Linked DNA regions of Mus musculus: regions 1 and 3 are each linked to region 2. Evidence: chromatin contacts called from ENCODE POLR2A ChIA-PET data. All regions are on one chromosome and are shown on one strand. Each heading gives the region's core, a stretch centred on a gene start or an enhancer-like site at or near the end of the contact. The rest is flanking DNA. Distances are from core to core; before and after follow the strand shown.

The links. ChIA-PET counts read pairs that join two places held with the same protein, here RNA polymerase II (POLR2A).
Region 1: POLR2A ChIA-PET joins it to region 2 with 25 read pairs in Patski. The contact joins the enhancer-like site here to the promoter of Cdc42ep2 in region 2. POLR2A ChIA-PET finds 5 or more read pairs at or near these places in 3 of 5 experiments (Patski and embryonic stem cell).
Region 3: POLR2A ChIA-PET joins it to region 2 with 15 read pairs in embryonic stem cell. The contact joins the promoter of Cdca5 here to the promoter of Cdc42ep2 in region 2. POLR2A ChIA-PET finds 5 or more read pairs at or near these places in 4 of 5 experiments (Patski and embryonic stem cell).

Annotation. Positions count from the first base shown.
Region 1 is chr19:5,785,303-5,788,762 of GRCm38, forward strand. No RefSeq gene overlaps it. Among named protein-coding and RNA genes, the nearest start is that of Scyl1, 16 kb to the left of the region's middle. Within about 2 kb of position 1,303, at least 2 of the 3 ENCODE cell types and tissues checked have a DNase peak (open chromatin) inside an H3K27ac peak, as active enhancers do.
Region 2 is chr19:5,923,431-5,927,170 of GRCm38, forward strand. It overlaps Cdc42ep2 (CDC42 effector protein (Rho GTPase binding) 2), which reads right to left and starts at 1,386. Exons shown (of 2, transcript NM_026772.2): 1 at 1,334-1,386.
Region 3 is chr19:6,083,671-6,087,273 of GRCm38, forward strand. Cdca5 (cell division cycle associated 5) reads left to right here and starts at 1,427. Exons shown (of 6, transcript NM_026410.3): 1 at 1,427-1,538; 2 at 1,728-1,819; 3 at 2,732-2,797; 4 at 2,882-2,917. The coding sequence starts at 1,493. Zfpl1 (zinc finger like protein 1) reads right to left here and starts at 1,305. Exons shown (of 8, transcript NM_024231.3): 1 at 1,194-1,305; 2 at 682-791; 3 at 279-390. The coding sequence starts at 783.

The DNA.
Region 1 (3,460 bases), core at 53-2,552, 140 kb before region 2:
TTCTTCCCACGCTCCAAGCAGGACTTAAGTATGTGTTCCGGGACCCAGTCACCAGCCCGACTTCACTGACTCTCCACCCCCTTGCCGTCACTTACCTGAACATCTTCAGTGATGGCCCCATCTTTACCCTCAGTAACAGCACCGCAGCCAATCATTGACACTTCCAATTTCCAAAGCAGCCCTCCAACGACCTGCTTCCTGCATCATGATATTAACTTTTCCCAACCCACCTCCTTTCCCCCCACCTCTCTCCTGACCCCGCCTCCCTCCCCCCTCCCCACCTCTCTCCTGGCAGGACTGCCCTGCACAGCTGAGTTCTGGCTCAGCCCAATGTGCCCCACAATTCCATTTGTTCCAGATTGTGTTGTGTTTAATAAGCAATGTGTTCTTGCTTGAAAACAATGTCAAAACAGCGTATGTAGCAGCAAATTTATCCTGTGTGTTTCTTGGTTTAAAAAAAGGCATATAATGTGCCAAACTATTTTTGCAACCTGTTTCCTAAGTCCAAAACCATTCTTTTCACCCTTTTTTTTTTTTCTTTTTTAAGGATCCATTTGGGGGTTGGGGGGCTGAAGAAACAGGTCCGTGGATAAAAGAATTAGTTGCTCTTCCAGAGTCCTGAGTTCAAGCCCCAGCAACCACAAGCATTCATCATGGGATCTGGCTCATATACATAAAACACATAAATATTTTTGGTTTCCTGAGACAGGGTTTCTCTGTATAGCCCTGGCTGTCCTGGAACTCACCCTGTAGACCAGGCTAACCTCAAACTCAGAAATCTGCCTGCCTCTGCCTCCCCAGTGCTGGGATTAAAGGCGTGCGCCACCACCAACCGGCCACATAAATCTTTTTTTTTTTTAATATTTATTTATTACATGTAATTACACTGTAGCTGTCTTCAGACACTCCAGAAGAGGGCATCAGATTTCGTTACGGATGGTTGTGAGCCACCATGTGGTTGCTGGGATTTGAACTCAGGACCTTCGGAAGAGCAGTCGGCGCTCTTAACCGCTAAGCCATCTCACCAGCCCAAATCTTTTTAAAAAGAGATTTGTTTTTAGCAATCTTGGTGGTGCAGGCCTTTAATCCCAGCACTCCAGAGGCAAAGATGAGTGATGCTGAGTTTGAGGTCAGCCTGGGCAAAAAAAATAAAACAATAACAAAATTATTTATGCTTGGTTCATAACACACACACACACACACACACACACGTACTTAGTAACTTATTTGCCTTTGGTTGTTCAGAGTAGAAGAGTCAGGTAGTGACAACTTGGGCATCACGCGCCCTCTAGTGGACCTCAGTGGTAGTGACTTTCAGCCTCCCCAAGGCTGCCGGGCTCCTCAGGCCTGTACTCCAGACCCAGCTTCAGGGAACTGAGCTGGTTGGGAGAAGGCCCTGAACCCTCAACTCTCTTACTCACCGGCTTTGGACGCCCCCGTGCTCTGCTGGGCTTCCCTTCCTCTGATGCAAACAGTCCTTGTTACTTCCTGCTTGCTAAGGATGAAGAAAGACACCAAGTGGGAAGCTGATAGCACAGGCCAACCCCACAGCTTTTATGGGGTTCTTGGCCTTCTCTGCTTCCACTCGGGGGATCTGTGGCTCTTCTGTGCTCTGGTCAGCCTTGGCTCGCAGGCATTTTTTGACCCTCGGCTGTCAGCTTCACCACTGTCGTGCTTGACTTATTCAGTTTCTTCTTTAAACATTTATATGAGTGCACTGTAGCTGCCTTCAGCCACACCAGAAGAGGGCATCAGATGGTTGTGAGCCACCGTGTGGTTGCTGGGAATTGAACTCAGGACCTCTGGAAGAGCAGCCCGTGCTCTTAACCACTGAGCCATCTCTCCAGCCGGATTTATTCATTTTTATTTTACGTGTATGAGTGTATTGCCTCCTTGTGTGTCTGTGCACCACGCACAAGCAGTACCTGAGAAGGCCAGAAGAGGGCATCAGATAGCCAGTTACAGATTCTTGTGAGCTGACTCCTGGGTGCTGGGTATGAACCTAGATCCTCTGCTGCGAGCAAAAGAGCTCGCTGTTAACCACTGAGCTATTTCTGTAGTTCCCACCCCCTGCCAAATGAGGCCTGGCAGGGCATGTTTGTAATCCGAGAGCTCAAAGCAGCAGGACCATGGCTTCTAGCTAGCCTTGGCGTTCCAGTTCCTAGTACTGTGATAAAGACCCAGACTAAAAGCAGTGTAGGGAGGAAAGAGTTATTTATACTTGTGTGTCACAGTCCATCATGGAGGGAAGCCCAGGCAGGAAGCTGGAGGTAGCAGCTGAGGCAGAGAAGATGGAGGATGCTCACCGGCTTGCTCTCAATGGCTTGCTCAGCTTGTGGTTTTTGCAGTGCAGACAATCTGCCCATCAAACAACTGCCCTCATAGAGTGGCCTAGAAGCCAATCTGATGGAGATATCTTCTCAATTGAAGTTCCCTCCTCCCAGATGACTCTAGCTTGTGTCAAACTGGCAAAAAACAAAAACCTAACCAATATGCTCAGCTATGTGGTGAGTGAGTTCTACCGGCCTCACCTCTGCAAACCAACAAACAAACAAACACATTCCTTCTAAGCCAGGCACAGTGACACCTGCTGCAATCCCAGATACTCAGGAAGCTGAGGCCCAAGGTTCCCTTTAGCCCAAGAACTTCAGACCAGTCTGAGCAATATATGGATACCAAACCTTAAAAAAGAAATAGGAAAAAGCTTGCTGGGTTTGGGGAGCTCGGTTGATAAAGGGCTTGCCTTGTAAGCTCAAGGACCCGAGTTACATACCCAGACCTCACACGCAGTCTCAGTGCCCGGGAGGCAGAGACAAGCAGATCCTCGGAGCTCCCTTCCAGCCAGCTCAATCCAGGCCTAGCTCAGAAAAGAAGCTAACAGTTGTTCCTGGGGTATAACAAAGTCGCTCTCTGGCCACACATGCACACGCACACAGCAGCCTGGGATGTAGGTCAGTTGGCAGTGTGAGACTAACATGTGCAGTGTCACCCTCAAACAAAGCATGGTGGCACAAGCCAGCCTATAATCCCAGGTCTGAGGAAGAGGAAACAAGAGGATGGGGAGTCTGGGGCAAGCTGGGGCTGTCTCAAACGTAATAATAAGGCCGGGCGTGGTGGCACACGCCTTTAATCCCAGCACTCGGGAGGCAGAGGCAGGCGGGTTTCTGAGTTCGAGTCCAGCCTGGACTGCAAAGTGAGTTTCAGGACAGCCAGGGCTATACAGAGAAACCCTGTCTCAAAAAACCAAAAAAAAGGTGGTCATGCATGTGTGAAGACTGGAGTTTGGATTCCCACTAAAGGATGAAGTGTGAGTCAGGGTTCTCTAAAGGGAAAGAGCATATAGAATGACTATATATATTACAAGGGGGTTTATTGGGTGGTTTGCAGGCTATGTTATACTAATCAGCAATGGCTGACTCCTCATGGAAAAACAAAGAATCTGGTGGTCGTTCATTCCAGG
Region 2 (3,740 bases), core at 136-2,635:
TTAGAGATCTGTTTACTTCTAAAAACTAAAAAAACAAAAAACAAAAAAACTGCCTCTAAAAATAAAAAAAGAAAAAACTAGAAAGTTTTATTTATTGTTACTGTTGAGTGTATTTTAATGTGAGTGTGTGTGTGTGTGAGTGCGTTCGCGAGTGTGTACGTAGTGTGCGGAATGTGTGTGGAAGTCAGAATACTTTGTGGAGTCCATCTCTGAGTGTTTCGGGAAAGGAGCTCACCTCCAAGCTTGCTCAGCAAAAGACTTCCGCTGAGCCGTCTTGCCAGCAGCCCAAGGGGAAGGGTTTGAAATCTAGTTCCACCTGGGCCTCTGTGACCTTGAGCAATGAACCTTTTCTCTCTGGGACTGAACTCACCTTCCCTGTCTTTAAAATAAGCTGACCCACTGCTATACTTGAAACAAGAGGCCTCTGCACAATAGACGGATCCACAGTAACCGTCAAAGGACATTCAGCACATATCTTCAGGGCTTTTCTCAAGCACTTCGGCTCTTCCAGGTAGAGGTTGCATCAAGAACAAAAACCAAACCCTTCTAGGTCCCCTCCTGCCAGCCCTGGCAGGGCTGGCTCAGAATCTGGTGCTTCTGCAGCGATCTCTCTGTAGTACAATGTCGCTAGGTGGCGCGCGCGTCCCTGCTATAACCCGGGGTTCTAGGGTCCCACCGAGCATACCCGCTCCAGGGAGACGCCCACCGAGGAACTGCGTGCTCCAGTGCCCGAGGTGGATCGCCCATAGGCCCTTTTTCTCTGGGTTGCACAATCGGACCACCGTGAGGGTAGAATTGCAATTATCGGGGACCTTGTCTGGGACTCCGATATCTGGGAGGGGCCTTGCCTTGCCTGAGCTTCTTGGCCTGGGCGAAGTCTCAATGTCTGCTTGGCTCACAGCCAGACTTCGGACGTGCAGGCCCCCGCCCTCCCCGGAGTCCGGCTGCTCAGCCCTGGCTTGTGTTCCTGTGCCGACCCCTCCAGATCCCCAGTCAAGCGCTACCCAGCGCGGCCCAGATCCATTTCAGTAACACTAAAGCTAAAGATAGGAGGACACCTCACCATCCGCTAAAAATACGGCCTCCAGCCCAGGCAGGGACACGGGCCGAAGAGAGGATGTTCCCTAGTCCCAGGTCTCTGGCCAGCATAGAAGTACAACCCGGAGCTGCAAGACTGACAGCACAGCGCCTTGAGCGCTGCGGGAGGTCATGGGTAGGGGGCGGGGATCCAGACCCCAGATAATGGACCTGATCTGAGCCAAAACAGAACACCGCCTGGCTAGCACTCTCCAGGGAGCTGCGGGAGGCCTGTAAAACCCCAGTCCCAACTCACCTTGAGGAGCGCGGGCAAAGCTGCAGAGCTGTGCGGCTAGGATAGAGGACCAGGGAGGGCCTGGGAACTTACAGTGCAGACCTTGGGCCTAAGCCACGCCCCCAGAGCCAGAAGCCAATCCCGGACCGCTCCTCTCGAACCCCCACCCACACATCCCCGCCCACCGCGGCACCGCCCAGGTTCTTCTTTCTGTAAAGGCTAAGAGCTGGATTCCAAGATTCTAGAGGCTTAGCCTCCGGGCGGCTGAGGGCTATCACCGAAGGGTAACAAGGGTGGATACACACGAGGACGCCAGCTGTTCGTGTTGGAATAAAAACTTTAGGCTAGAAGCACTGGGCCAACAAAGGCCGGAAGAAAGAATTCTTGAGAAATCTCTGACCATCCTTGGATGGGTTTCCTTGACGGAAGGACGAGGACCCGGGAGGCGCCCGCACTGACTCTTCAAGAATGAATTGGGCTTTGCAGGCGTTTTACAAACCTAGGGGAGTTTTGAAGAGTTTACCCTAGGCTAGGAGAGTGATGAAGGATGCGAGAAAGATTCAGGGTCGGAAAGCACAGAGAAAAACAGAGACAGACACAGCCTGAACTTGCACGAGTTTGCTGACCTGCTAAGTGGTTTCTGAGGTGGATGGTTTAGAACAGGATCAGAAACAGTTATTGAAGGACAGGTCCTAAAGCTGATGAGACAAACCGAGGGAAACTTCTCATTGCGCCGTTTTGTGAGTAAATTCTCTGAGTGTCTGTTCGTGGTTAGGGAAGCTGAGGAGTCAGGATTCAAGAAATTCGAGGTTCCAGGCACAGGCTGATCCCCTTCCGGGTGGATGAGTGCTAAGAGGAGTGAGGCAAAGAAGAGGACAGTGATAGGAGGAGGAAATCGGGATGCTTGCCTTCCAGATAGCAGATGTGGAAAGCGGTGTGTGGATAGGAGGGAGGGATGCTGGGGCTGGGGAGTATGTCAGGCAAGCCAAAAGGGAGGGGAGAATGGGAAGGACTGGGTCATGCTTCCCTAAAGATGACCATATTCTGGGCCAGGAGGACAGCTCGGAGGAGCTCGGTGAGATTCCCTGTATGTCAGTCCTTCTGTTTAATCCCAAGTCACACACATACACACACTCACACACACATACATACACACACACACACACACACACACACACACATTCACATAATCTTACACTCACACGCATGCACCACTAGATCAAGAGCTCCACGTTTTAACGTCTGGGACCATTTTGTTATGTGGGAAAAGGGAATTACCAGAAATTATAATTGATTGAACTCCTGGGTTCAAGCAGCTCGCCTTCCTTGCCCTCCCAAAGAGCTGGGTCTGTAGATGTGAGCCGCATGCCTGCTCAGCCGACTTTAACAGAGAGATTATCCCAGGTTAGGCATGTACTCTAGTTCGTGGAGCGCTTACAGAGCCCCGAGAAGCCCTGGGCACTGGATTGAACAGCATGTGATGGGGCATCAGCACTCAGAAGGTGGAGGCAGGGGGATCAGGAGCTCAAAATGTTTCTCCTCAGCTGTGTAGCAAATTCAAGCCCTAAAATAAAAGAAGACCGTTATGAGCGAAGACTCTGTGTAAGGGTGCTCGTGACCAAGCCTCAAAACCTCAGTTTGATTTCTAGGGCCTACATGGTGGAAGAAGGGGGAACGAACTTTTAAATGTTCTTTTCTGATCTCCACATGCTCCACCACACACACAACCCCCCCCCCAAAAAAAAAAGAAAGAAAGAAAGAAAGAAAGAAAGAAGGCTAAGAGTCTTTTTTTTGGGGGGGGCAGGTCTCTCTACATAGCCTTGGCTAATCTGGAACTCACTATGTAGCCCTGCCTGGCCTTGAACTCACAGGGATTAATCTGATTCTGTCTTCAGTGTAATTTTTTTTTTTTAAAGAAAGAAAAGGAAGGGCTGGAGAGATAGCTCAGTGGTTAAGAGCACTGCCTGCTCTTCCAGAGGTTCTGAGTTCAAATCCCAGCAACCACATGGTGTCTCACAACCATCTGTAATGAGATCTGACGCCCTCTTCTGGTGTGTCTGAAGACAACTACAGTGTAATTATTTATAATAATAAATTTTTAAAAAAAAGAAAGAAAAGGAAGAAAGATTGTCCTGGCTGGGCAGTGGTGGTGCACGCCTTTAATCCCAGCACTTGGGAGGCAGAGGCAGGCAAATTTCTGAGTTTGAGGTTAGCCTGGTCTACAGAGTGAGTTCCAGGACAGCCAGGGCTACACAGAGAAACCCTGTCTCGGGAAAAAAAAAAAAATGTCCTGAATAGGCCAGACTTAATTACAAGGGCCCTTAAAAATAAAAACAAAAGAATGAAAGATGCATCTGAAGCCGCCTGGCAGTGAGCCTGTGACCAGAAAGGCAGAGGCACGGCAGCTATTTCAAGTTTGAGACCAGCC
Region 3 (3,603 bases), core at 177-2,676, 160 kb after region 2:
GTGGATCTTTCTCCCAGCCACAGCTCATAGTCATCTCTAGCTCTCCCAGACTGGCAGAGCAGGAAGGAGAAGCTCTAACTTTCAGGGAAGATTCTAAGGCCTACGAAGAGAAAAGGCTTGCTGAGGCTTTATAAAACAGGACGGTACCTAAAGGAATCAGGATCTGAGGCTCTGACCTCCACGCTTGAGGGACTCACTGTCTTGCTTCTTGAAAGATGCTATCAAACCTGTATCCAAGCTGGATCCTGGGGCTGCCCTGACCCCTTCCCAGGCCTCACCATAGCAAACAAGACGGGTGGTCTCCCGACTGGCCAGGGGTGTGTTGCACAGGCGGCAATTGGGGTTGTAGTCACTATCTTGTAGCCACTGCAAGTAGGACTGCACGATGCACTGGAGTGGGAGAGAGATGTCACAACTGGTGCCCCAGGCTCCACGATGCACACACCACTCCAAGGCTCAAATGCCTCGTTTTCTCTCATCAGACTCATCATTTCATCTGTTCCATTTATTGAGTGACCATTTATTGAGCAGCTACTGAAGGCATAGCAGAGCGCATCACACCCCATGTTCTTGCCCTTGTGGAGCTTACAGTCTAGCATAGGTCCCCACATGGATTTAGAAGTAGGCAATCTTGTCTGCCCACCCACCCGCCCTGCTCAGACACTGCTCTAAACGCCCCACCTTGGCGTGATTGGCTACTAGGCAGTGCTCGCAGACGTTAACTCGGTGTTCGAAGCAGAACAGGTTCGTCACCTTCCTCTTGGGGCACTTGCAAAGTCCCATGACCGATCCTGGAGGGTGTGGTGGGGTGAAATCAGTTAGCAGGAAGCCAGGTTTTGGTGGCTGCCAGTTTGTTTTCACCAACCCAGTTCTCTTCTTTTAAATCTCTCAGTCCCGTCTCACACCAGTCCCAACACCAAATTCTAGCATAATGCCTTAGCATGGGTAAAGCCACGTCTCCTGTACAGATCGTACCACAAACGACCGACCCTTCATTCCATCAAGACCCAGGAAGGCCCTCGCCAGATCTCTGCACAGCTCCAATACCACCAGCCCCGCCCCCAAGACCCACCCCCTCTTGACCCGCCCCCAGCTGGCCGACCACATTCTGGATGTCCGCGAACCTCCGCGATGCCGATCGTGACCGGTGCGTACGGTAATGAAAAGCGCGGAAGGCCGGGGACTGAGCTCACCAACTCCGGTAGCTGCAGCTCCGCTCCCTTCAGGTCCGGCCTGATTATCCCTCCGCTGCCACGTCTCTTCCGGGTGCGGCGCACGCTGATGACGCCACAGCGCCGCAGGATACGCCTCTGCCTTTTGCTAGCTAGACGTAAAGCCTGTGACAACAAAAGCGGATGGTCCGCCTCCGGCCTGTGTCACTTCCGCTTTCTCGCTAGCAAGGCGGGCAATTTGAACGTTTGAAGCAGCAAAGTTCCCGGTTGGCGCGAGCCTGAGTAGGCGACCGCGGCGGAGACTGAGCCCGACCGTACACATGGCGGAGCGGCGAACACGATCAGGAGGGGCTGCCCAGCGGTCTGGTGAGCACGGGAGCAGTGGAGCGGGGTTGTTTGGGGAACAAAACTTGGCTCCCGGTGGAAGACGCCCCAAAGGGGTAGTTGGAAAACGACTTTTGCTTTTCCGAACTCGTCAAGCATCTTGTTTCGTTTGTTTGTCGCCTTTTCTTCGAGCAAAGTTTTGCTCACCATCAAACGTGTTTTCCTTTCCAGGGCCCAGGACTTCACTTACTAAGCCTTCGAAGTCGTCCAAGCGGAAATCTGGCTCAGATCTCCCGAACTCGTTCTCTGAAATCTGGCCGAGGGTGAGTTCCTGGTCCCCCAGGTGTTGGGGTTGGGTTTGTGCGCTGCGTATTCAGATGCTAATTTCTATGCCTAGGTATCCTTAGTCCGGCTAACTAGCACCTCCGGGCTCACTGTTGTTTTTTTTTTTTTAAATCATCTCTGATTGGTTGATAAAGAGCTGATCAGCCTATGGCTGGGCAGGAGAGGACAGAGGAGGCGGGACATCAGCGCCCATTGAGGCGTCCGGAAGAGTCTAGGGAGAGAGAAGTGGGAGAGGGGGAGGCGCGGAGAGAGCAGGTGGTTTCACTCTAAGGTCAAGAGGAGGGAGAGAGCAGTCATGAGGGCACACATGGACCAGATTGAGTCAGAGTAAGACTGAGATTCAGGTAGAGGACCGTGTGACTGGTAGATAGGCAGCCTGAGAGGGTTAGAGTAGCTCAGAACCTGCCCAACATAGTGCCAGCAGCCTTTGAATAACAGCTCTGTGTCCTTTACTCAGGAGGTAGTGGCGTTGGGGGGAAGAAATGCCCTGCAGTTATTTGGGAGCAAGGGAGTCAAAAAACTCCCGCCCAATGCTTCCACAGTTGGTGCCCAACATGGTGCAAGAACTTACAAACTTAGAACCAGGCTTAGAGGCTGAGAAGTCTTGGATAGAAGATAAGGAAAACTTTTCTCAGCAACACCCCCAAAGTACTTTTTTTTTTTTTCCTCGAGACAACGTTTCTCTGTATAGCCCTGGCTGTCCTGGAACTCACTTACTTAGTAGACCTGGCCGGCTTCGAACTCAAAGATCCACCTTCCTCTGCCTCCCAAGTGCTGGGATTAAAGGCGTGCACCACCACTGCCCGGCTCCCAAAGTACTTTTACACTGACCTAGAGGGCTTTGAACTATTGTAAAGCTCATGGATAATACTTTCTTTTACCCCCCCCAGACAACTCCAGCGGTCCCAGTCAGAAAGGCCATCGTCTTGAAGAAGATCGTAGCTCATGCAGTAGAGGTGAGGGGCTGAGAGAAGGCTTTGGGAGTGAGATGTCAAAACTGGGCTTAGCTATTGATTGATCAGTTGATGTCATCCCTACAGGTCCCAGATGTCCACACGGTTCGAAGAAGTCCTAGGGTGAGTTCAGTTCTGTTTATTTCTGTTTATTTGTGTAGGATTTACCCTTAGAGGGTAGGCATACACTTCTACCCAGGCAACTGCTTCATGGCTTGTCAGTTTAGGTCTCAGTGTATAACACTGTTTCCTGAACTGGAAGTTACGGTAGACCAGACTGGCCTCAAATTCATAGAGATCCACCTGCACCAGTCTCTGCAGATAGATTCAAATCTTAGAGATGGGCATGCTACCAGGACTGACTGTAGTTACCAGTCTTGTTTCCTGCCTATGGGTGTCATTCATTTCTTTTTTTTTTTGGGTTTTTTTGTTTTGTTTTGTTTTGTTCCCCAGAGCTGAAAACCACTGAGCTAAATCCCCAACCCCAACCCCTCATTTCTAGTTCTTTATGCTCTGAACATTCTCACTATTTTTCTTAAAAAGTTATGGTTTAACCACTGGGCTTCTGTAGACTGTTTTGCCACTGTTTTGTTGTGATGTTGTGATGGCGCACGCCTTTAGTCGCAAGATTTGGGAGGCAGAGGCAGGCGGATCTCGGAGTTTTAGGCCAGCCTGGTCCACAGAGTGATAAGGTTGTTTTGCTGAGTGTTTATTTATGTTTTGTTTGTTTGTTTGTTTGTTTTATGGTTATAGAATGAGTTATGTGTAGGGGCTGGAAAGATGGTTCTGGGTAAAAGCAGTTTTCAGAT